Linked DNA regions of Homo sapiens: region 1 is linked to region 2. The links are chromatin contacts, found by Hi-C in ENCODE. All regions are on one chromosome and are shown on one strand. The core of a region is the stretch at or near the end of the contact, and the rest is flanking DNA. Distances in the headings are between cores, read along the strand shown.

What was found. Hi-C counts contacts between places; a loop is a spot of excess contacts on that map. Pooled maps may share reads with other maps.
Region 1: a loop to region 2 is called in a map with no recorded cell type, with 6 times the contacts of the local background. The contact joins the enhancer-like site here to the promoter of UBP1 in region 2. A Hi-C loop is called at or near these places in 4 of 37 single-sample maps with no recorded cell type and 7 of 50 pooled maps.

The regions. Positions count from the first base shown.
Region 1 is chr3:32,418,122-32,422,906 of GRCh38, forward strand. All of the region lies in intron 1 of CMTM7 (CKLF like MARVEL transmembrane domain containing 7), which reads left to right. Among named protein-coding and RNA genes, the nearest start is that of CMTM7, 29 kb to the left of the region's middle. RefSeq lists enhancers at 1,519-2,718, 1,950-2,009, 2,070-2,139, 2,230-2,309. Within about 2 kb of position 2,155, at least 24 of the 41 ENCODE cell types and tissues checked have a DNase peak (open chromatin) inside an H3K27ac peak, as active enhancers do.
Region 2 is chr3:33,437,925-33,443,013 of GRCh38, forward strand. It overlaps UBP1 (upstream binding protein 1), which reads right to left and starts at 2,481. Exons shown (of 16, transcript NM_014517.5): 1 at 1,812-2,481. The coding sequence starts at 1,924. RefSeq lists silencers at 1,486-1,720, 1,640-1,689, 1,920-2,239, 2,290-2,399, 2,460-2,619 and 1 more and enhancers at 1,939-2,438, 2,770-2,959, 3,170-3,459.

The sequences.
Region 1 (4,785 bases), core at 905-3,404, 1.0 Mb before region 2:
TTATTGTGGTTTTAATTTCCATTTCCCTAAAGACTATAATGTTGAACATCTTTTCATGTGCTTATTTGCCATCCACATAGCCTCTTTGGTGAAGTATCTATTCACATTTTTTGCCCATTTTTAAAAATAGGCTTGTTGGTTTTTTATTTTTAGGTTTTGAGTATTGTTCGTATATTCTGGATAAAGTTCTTTGTCAGAAATGGGATTTACAAAATGTTTCCACTGCTCTATATCTTGCCTTTTCTTTCTCTTAGTCTCTCGAAAGAGCAGGGCAAAAGTTAACTCTGATAAAGTCTAATTTATCAGTTTTTTTTCCTTATGGATTGTGTTTTCAGTATCTTATCTAAAAACTCTTTTCCTAATCCAAGTCACAAAGATTTTCTCCTACGTTTTCTTCCAGACGTTTTACAGTTTTATATTTTAGGTCTGTGATCCGTTTTGAATTAATTTTTGCATAAGGGTTAAGTATGGGCCAGGGGTCGTTGTTTTATATATGGATATCAAGTTTTTCTAGCACTACTTGTTGACAAGGATATCCTTTCTCCACTGAATTACTTTACACTTCTCTCAAAAGACCAGCTGATTATATTCATATGGGTCTATTTCTGGACTCTGTTTTGCTGCATTCGTCTATTTGTCTAAGCTTTCACCAGTACCACACTGTCTTGATTACTGTAACTTAATAGTAAATCTTGAAATTGGATAGTGCTCTTTTGCAAAGTTGTTTTTGGTTATTCTCATTCCTTGCCCTTTTCATATGAATTTTAGAATCAGTTTTCCAATATTACAAAAATAACAGTAATAAAGCCTATCACTGGGATTTGATTGAAATTGTGTTGAACCTGCATATCCATTTGGGGAGAATTGGCTCATTAATAATATCATGAATTAATAATATCTATGAACACGGTGAGCCCTTCCAATTATTTAGGTCTTTGATTTCTTTCACCAGTGTTCTATCATTTTCACCATATTGTAAAGTTAGATTTATACCTAATAAATATTTCCCTTTTTGCTGCTATTGTAAATAGTCCTCTCCTTTGTGTTTAATTTTTAACTTCAGTTGTTCATTGCTAAGATATTGAAATGCAGTTGATTTTTGTAAATTGGTTTTGTATCTCATGACATTACTAAAGTTATTTATTAGTTCTAAGGAGGTTTTTAGTAGATTCTTTGGGATTTTCTACATAGATCATTATGTTGTCTACCAATGAAGTAGTTTTGTTTCTTCCTTTTCAATCCATATGCCTCTATTTCTTTTTCTTACCTTATTGCAACTTCCAGCAGTATAAGAATGTGAGAAAAGACATCTTTTCCTTGTTCCCTGTGTTGGGGGAAAGCATGCAGTATCTCATCAAGTATCATGTTAGCTGTGGGTTGGTTTTTAGATGCCCTTTCTCAGTCAAGGAAGTTCCCTCCTATCCTTGCTTGCTGAAAGTTTTGTTTTGTTTTGTTTAATCATGACTGGATATTGAATTTTGTCAAATGCCGCTTTTTCTGTCTCAGTTGATACGAATATATGGCTTTTCTTGTTTTGTCTGTTCATAAGGCATATACATTTGAAACATTTGGAAGTACTGAACTACTCATGCATTCCTGTGATAAACCTTAGCTGTGGTACATTTGTATTTCTTATATATGTTGGATATGATATGCTAATATTTTATGGAGGGTTTTTGATAGCCTGGAGTTTCTCTGTAAGCTTGTTAATGACTCAACCCACTTTGCGTCCTTCCTTTTGAGATATTCATGTATTCATGGTCTAGTGTGGGTTATTCTGAATCCTGGTCTCTCTTTCCTCTCTGTGTGGTTGGTGTTCTTTTGGGTTTATCTGTTTCTCCTTTTTGCCTACATGTTAGAAAAACTTGAAGTTATGCAGCTCAATTCAGGAACAGGATGTAGGAAGAAGTATTTGAGTCCAGTAGCTAGATTCAAATTGATTTGCGTCACATTATTGAGGTCCTACCAAGTGCTGGGTCCCTGTTGTCACCTTAGAAGAACAGTTTATTTGTGTTTATCTGAGCAGTCTAGTTCTCCATTAGCAGGCACATGAGAGGAGGTATTGTTGAGGATGAACCTTTCGTCCATGTCTCTTTGTGGCCTCCCTGTTTCCTCCAGATGCATCCAGATCAGGGCAGAAGCAGAGCCTGCTTCATGGGGACTGAAAGGCCTTCTTTGTCTTTCCACCAGGAGGCTTTTGCAGTGGCAAGGAGGCCTGAGAATGACCCCGCAGGCCGGGTGAGGGGAAATGTAGGGAGTGGCCAGGTTCCAGCCTAACAGGTTATTTTTAAAAAGTGAAGCCCAATGAGGTGGGGAACTTTCTGAAGGGAGGTCTTTGTTTTCACTTGGCACTCAGATGACTCAAAAGTGAGAAAGCAAAGGAGAATGCAGGCAGCAGGGGAGGGCTGACTCTACGCCAGCCTTCTGAAATGACTTCAGCTGTACCTGGGCCTGCAGGTCACAATGATCATGCCTTTGAACTGGGGACACGGTTGAAAAGGCTGGAGGAGGAAGAAAGGGGCAAGGTGTCCACGCCATAGTCCCACTGTCTGCCTGACTGAAGGGCGGTTTACCACAGCTGGCTTTTTGTTCCCTAAAAAATGCAGCGGCCAGAGAGCAGGTGGGAGAGGCCCTCTCTGGGGAGTTGTTCCTCAGAACTGGGTCTGGGGGCAGGAGAGGGGGCCAGCTAATGGCCTGCAGAAGTGGCAAGGCCTGCTGCCTGCTTGCTTGACTCAGCGGTTTAGTTTATGGCAGAGTTTGCACAGACGGAATCGCTTGACCATGTTGTCAACAATCTGAGGCAGCCAAGCCAGCCAGGGAAGTTTTTTTGTTGGTCTCACCGGCTGTCTGGACCCTCCCACTGGAGGCGACCCTGCTCCCCACCTCACCGTGCAGCCTGGGTCCCTGGAGGCTCCCTGGGACATTCCTGCCACCTGCTGCCCTCCTCTCCCACCCAGCTCCTCTCCCTTTTCTTCTGGCCACTATTCTGATTTCAGTCCCCATTGCCTTGCTAGAACTGACACAGCCTCCTACAAACTGACTTCTGTGTCTTTTCTCTCCCATCTCCAGTCCACCTGCTACTAGATTCATTTTCCTGAAGAACAATTCTGCTGTGGCTCTTCTCTGCTCAATAACCTTCACTGGCTCCCCATCGCCCACCTAGCATATCTACTTCCTCAGCCTGGAATCTGATCCCCACCCCATCCCGCCAGCTTTGCTTCCCATCACACCTCTTCACATACCTGTGCAGTTTGCCTAACATGGACAACAACCCTCTTGTTCCCAAATATACTCTTGTGCTTTCCCACCCCTATGCCTTCTGTGGCTGTGTTCCCACTGCCAGAAGCCTCTGATTCCCCTTCTCTGTGTGTTGGAATGCTTTTGTGGAGTCCACACCAGGGCCATGTCTGCTCTTCATACGGGACATGCCTGACCTTCTCCTTCCTCTATTCCTCACAAATTGTAGCTCTCTGGTGGTATTTATCCCCTGTTTTGTTGTCGTTACTTGTGTCTGGATCTTAAGCTCCTTACCCTTTAGGACAGGGTCCGTGTCTAAGCTGTCCTCATATCTTGCTCATCTCCTGGTGACAACACACTGCACTTAGAGGAATCATCATTTTTGTGCTACTTTGTGCCAAGACCTCAAACATTATCCTATTTGTTCCTCCCAAGAAACTTCTGAAAGAAGTTTTAATACCTAACATTTGTTGAGCATTTACTGGAGCAGTACCAGGCTGTTCTAAATATTTTGCCTGAATTAGTTCATTTAATCCTTGTATTAACTCATTAACTCTTTGTAGTATATTTGATTATTATCCCTCATGCCAAAGATGAGGAAACTGAGGCCCAACGGGGTGAACTAGCCCCTACTGTCTGTGTTGAGTGACTGTCTGACCTGTGGGGGTTGCTAGCCATGCTTTATTGCTCCTGTTTGGCCTTCCTTCCTCTGATGGAAGGCAAGCCTTTGGCTAACACTCATACTTCCTTCCCCAGGCCCCACAGGGCACAACGTGATGATCACACGTTCTCAACAATAGTGATTTTTCATCCGTGACACATGCTTACAAATCCCTTAATGGCTTTTCTATTCTTGTTTTGTCGTTTTTTATCCCAGACTAATTTCTTCTTCCCCAGGCTGGCACTTATTTGGCATTGTGCTGCCTGGGGTTTTAATCAAGGCGGCCTACACCCACATTGTGAAACTCAACAGGCACTCACTTCTGGCACGGGCCCAGGGCTGGGTGCCAGGCCTCCTGCTGGGACTGGCCCCACAGCTTCTCCAAATATTTATTTCCCCAGGATAGTGGCAAAAGTACTCAGCAGCAGAACTATTTCTTCTGTGTCAAGGTTCCTTAGGATTATCTTTGGCAAAATGGCAACCAGTGCCGTCTCGTAGCCCTAATGCCAAGCACAGAGCTGGACGTGTATTTGGCCATCAGTAGATAATCCTTGAATGAATAACTTCATTCTCCTTTCCTTTTTAAAAGCTAGGGTTGCCTGACTGGGAAACCAGGAAAATTCTGAAAACAGATGTATCAGTTAGCTTTTGCTAGATAACAAATACAGACACTTCTCAACTTATGGTGAGGTTACTCCTGAGAAATCCATTGCAAGTTGAAAGTACTGTTAAGTCAAAAACGCATTTAATACCCTCAACCTACCAAACATTATAGCTTAGCCTGGCCCACCTGAAACATGCCCAGAACACTTACATTAGCCTACAGTTTGGCAAAATCATTTAGTACAAAGCCTATTTGGTAATAAAGTGTTGAATAACCCAAGTAA
Region 2 (5,089 bases), core at 1,231-3,730:
ACTCAATTAAATACGAAAAAAAAACCTTCTTAAAAATGGTAATTACCTTCAAACTTCTTTGAAAATTTAGATTAAATGACACAACCAAAAAAGAATTCAAGGGAAAATTATCCCTGTAAAGAGTACTGTAGGTTACACAGAATTACAAAGATCTCACACATTACTTTAAAAATACATGGTCAGGGAAAGGTTTAAAATCATCAAGATTGTACTTCCTTTTCATGGAAATAAACCATACACAGAAGTTATTACATTAATAAGTTGGCTGAATCACTAAATCAAAGTACAGGTCAAATAAAACCCTAGAAAAAAGTAAAAGCTCAAAATAGCTATCAATAAGTAAACTTTTCAGCAGCAAACTTTCATTTTACCATAAAAGAGAAGCAACTGAGGAGAGACACATATTGAACTTGCTTCACGTGCCTCCTTTGCCTTGACTATAAGCCTCGTGTTTCCAGTAGAGAGCTAAGGAGCAGAATGGCACTAGAGGAGTGCGTTTTCACTAGAGAAGCACTGCCTCTAATACTCCCCTCTGGGGTGACTCCATGACTTTCAGTAGCTCAATTTCCTCAACAACTGAAACAGCTGTTTTAGAAAATAAGCCAACTCATCTACAGGCCTTAAGTTATACAACTGCAGAGAGAAGAGGTGCCAAGTTCAGGAAGCCCAACAGAGACCAAATCAGAGCCAGACGCTGGGGAACTCCAGGTTTAATATGCCTTCCACTACTCACTTCCACACTCCAAGAAATGTCTCCAACCTTTCTGAGAGTTCTTTATGGCTCAGAATTTCTCCTTAAGATTTAAAGACCCAATTACTTCAAGGAGCAGCCACCAAGATTCCAGGCCAGCTTTAACCCAGAAGTCCTCCTCTAGAGCTGCAGTAAGATGTATGAATGCTACTGGGAAACTGTAGAGCACTTCCAAAACATCAGACATTTTCTAAAGAACAGAAAGCTACACTTAATTCACATTATTGAAAAGCTGCCAAACCACTGATTTTTAGACTTTATTAGTCAAGTCAACGCTATGGTAAACTATATTTCAATAAAGCCACTAAAAAAATACAGAGTTTCCAAATTCCTAACAGTTAAAAAGGATAAAGGGCGGAGACTAAGCTCAGATCTGTTTCAATCTCTCCATATTAAAATGAATGACTGCTGGTACAGACAGCAGAGACTAAACAATTATTTGTGGTGCAATCACTGCATCTTAAAACCCTCAAGAGGAAACAGCCTGAGAGGGTAGTCTCCAAAATGAGAAACTTCACTTTGAGACAATCAAAAGAACAAAACGAAGTCACAGTGCTACTCCCACCGCTGCTCTTTCAATTATAATTTACTAACATCAAGTGATTAAAATCTGCAGCCAGAAAAGATCATAATGTAGGACAACAAAGTAGGAACTGATCCCAAAACGCTAGACAGTATTCTCCCAATATAAGTGCTGCCTTTTCGTACAGTGTATTCTAGCTCCAATGGGACTTGTAAATCACTTATAAGGAAAAGAAGCCCCTTCCCCCACCAACCCAAGCCATCCTAATAGCTGGGCGTGTTTTACAGCAAATATGAAGCACTCAGGAGCGGTCCGAGGCCGACGCTTGCGGGGCCATCCTCCCCCACCCGCCCGTCACCAGGGCGAGCAGAGGCCTTTGGGGTTCCATGGCCCCCGACCGCCACGCGGCAGGACTCCGACCCCGCAGCCCAGGAGGCCCGCGCACCTCTGGGAGCAGCCGCATCTGGCAGAGACTCAGGGCTGCGCAGGCCTTCCCCAAGGAGACAGAGGCTTCTCCCCGCCCAGGGAGCCCAGTACCTCATGCTGTAAGCGCCGGCGCCCAGTTCCTGCCCGATGCCCGAGAGGCTGGCGTCGAAGTCGTGCACCAGCCCGGACTCGATCACCTCGTCCATCTTGAGCACCCAGGCCATCTTCCGGCCTCGCCGTCGCCCCGCACACCGCGGCCTCCGCGTCCAGGGCGAAGGAGCCGGAGCTCCGCTGGCGCGTCCTGGGGGAGGGCGCGGGTGAAGCCTCCGGAGGGGCGGCGAGTGGTCACCAGCGGCGGCCGGGACGAGAGCTGCGGGGGCCCCACTGGCAGGGCACGACGAGCCCAGCGAGCAATTGCAGCGGGAGCGGCCGGGCCGCCGGCAGCGCCACCCTCCCGCGGACACCGGCCCTGCGCCTCATGCCGGCGCCGCCGCCCAGCCCCCGCGCCGCTAGCGCTGCAGCCGCCGCCGACCGCCCCGCCCGGGGCCCCCCGGTCGCATCCTCCTCCGGGACCGCTGGGAGGCTGGACCTCGGGCCGCTCCGAGGACCACACGGGGGCAAGCCCTCCGCCCGCCCGTCACCCGCCCCCAAGCCTTGACTCCTTGCCCCCGGCCCGCCCAGGCTCTAGCGCCACACCGCCCCGGCCAACCCCGCCGACGCCGCTCTGCCGGCCGGACGCTGGCTTCAACGCGACTCCGACTTAGGTTCACGCGCCGCTTCCGCCTCCCCCGGCCCCGCCCCGACCCCGCCCCGGCGTTCGCCCCACGCCTCGGCCCTCCCCGTACAGCCCCGCGCTTAGGGCCACTCCCCGCGCCTCGCGGCCCAGGAACTGTCCAGAGAGTGCAATGCGGCCCCGCCCACGCGGCTGTTCCCAGCCGGGGTGGCCTCGCTGCGTCCCCGCACAGCAGCCCAGGAAGAGGCGGTGCCAAAAGGGCTGCCAGTTTCCGCCCCTTCTAGCGAGCGAGATGATTGACAGGCCAACTGAGCAATACCTGCAAGGGCTTGGACGAAGCTCCCGTGAGTCTCTGTGTCCCCCGACTAAACAACCAATCAAAATGTTCTTCACCTTGGGCGGGCTCGAAGACGGAATTTGTTGCCAAAAGAAAGAGTTCATTGGACTGCATGGTAGAAAGCGACCCAAAACGCCACTTCCGGAGGTGATTTGCTCCTCTGTGGTATTTCCCGGTCGTCTCTGCTTTATGCCCTCTCTACCGAGGGAGTGAGCGGTTTGCACCCCATCTGGTGACAGAAAAGCCAGTTGTGCAGAAAACCTTGATTGGCGTGAGAATAAGCCAATCAACGCTCCTGAGAAAGAGCTCTGGAAAGACTTCCCCTATTGGTTGCATTGCCGAGAGCAGCTTGGCTATCCTGAGTTGAACTAGCTGTTGGTCATCCTAAGGGCAGGCGGTCTCCTGAAGTTGGACCGAACCATTAGGACGTGCCACAGTAACAGCTACGCTGCTCAGAAGGCCCGAAGGGTCTTCCTCAGCGACCTAGCGTGGGCACGCGCCACTGCGGCCAAAAGACAGAAATCTTTTTACCGGAAGAGATGAAATAGAAAGCAGGAGCCAGAGGCTGACTTACAGAGCCAGTGTGCGGATCAGAGTTCCTTAGGAGCGGCTGCTGGCGCTTGACGGGCGGAATCCTTGCTGAAGAGAACGTCAAGGCCCGGGCTTCGCCCTGCATCGAACTTACTGCCTAAGAATAAGACCCAAATGCTGAGCGCCCCGCCCCAACTTGCCAGTTTAAGTGCAAAAATACATAGATTAAAATGTCAGCCTAATAAAGCAGTGGCACTGAGCCAGAAAAAAATAGTCTCAACGCCTGTGTGATTTAGATACTAACTTACAGGCTCACGCCTGTAATCCCAGCACTTCGGGAGGCCGAGGCGGGTGAATTAGTTGAGGTCAGGAGACCATCCCGGCCAACATGGTGAAACCCCGTCTCTACCAAAAATAACAAAAATTAGCTGGATGTGGTGGCGCGCCCATGTAATCCCAGCTACTCAGGAGGCTGAGGCGGGAGTAAGGCTTGAACCCGGGAGAAGACAGAGCAACACTCGGTCTCCAAAAAAAAAAACCACAAATTAACTTGGAGAATGTTTTTCTCTTTACACAACATTTTTGCAAACATTTCATTTGATAAAGCCATACTTTAGAGATGAGGTAATTCAGGTGAAAATGTGTAAAGATTACACAGTGCAAGGTCACACAGTAAGCAGGTAAACCGGGGCTATTTGACTAATCCAGATTTCTCTGATTCCAGGCGAAAACATTAGATTGGCCATCAGTTCAGGAAGCTCCATTCCACTATTACAAATAAATCTGCACAAACAATTGGATAGTCAAGGGAAACATTGGTCTCATTGGGGGTCTCAGATATGTCTTCATTCCATGATCTCACCTCACTTGCATAACCTAGTCTATAACCAGATTAGCCAGGCCTACTATTAGTTGTTGGAAAATTTGGAGAAATGGAATTGGGGGAAGATAATTCTCTGGTTTTTGGAGAGAGTGTAAAAGTACAAGCTACCATCAATTTTTCAATCAGGCTGTGCCCTAAGGAAGTACTGGGTCAAATATTTAGAAATTGAGCCTCAGGCTGGGCAGTGTCTCAGGCCTATGATCCCAGCGCTTTGGGAGACCAAGACTTAAAGCTTGGGAGGATGGCTTAAGGCCAGCAATTGGGAGACTAGCCTGGGCAACATGGCAAGATCCCGCTTCTACAAGAAAAAAAAAATTAGTTGAGCATGATGGCACGCTCCTGTAGTCCTAGCTACTTGAGAGAGACTGAGGCAGGAGGATCACTTGAGCCTGGGAGTTTGAGGCTACAGTAAGCTATGATTGTGCCACTGCACCCTAGCCCGGATGACAAGATGAGACCCTGTCCTTAGAAAAACAAACAACAACAACGAAAAACAAAAAACAAAAAAAAAATTAGAGTTCTGGAGGATAGAAATAAAAGTGTTGGCTGGTCATGGTTGCTCACAACTGTAATCCCAACATTTTGGGAGACCAAGAGGGGAGGATCTCTTGAGGCTAGGAATTTGAGACCAGCATGGGCAACAGAGCGAGACCCCTGCCTCTACAAAAGAAAAATTTTTTTTGAGACAGAGTCTTGCTTTGTTGCCCAGGCTGGAGTGCAGTGGTGCGATCTCAGCTCACTGCAAGCTGCGCCTCCGGGGTTCGCACCATTCTTCTGCCTCAGCCTCCCGAGTAGCTGGGACTACAGACGGCCGCCACCACACCAGGCTAATTTTTTGTATTTTTAATAGAGACAGGGTTTCACTGTGTTAGCCAGGATGGTCTCGATCTCCTGACCTCGTGATC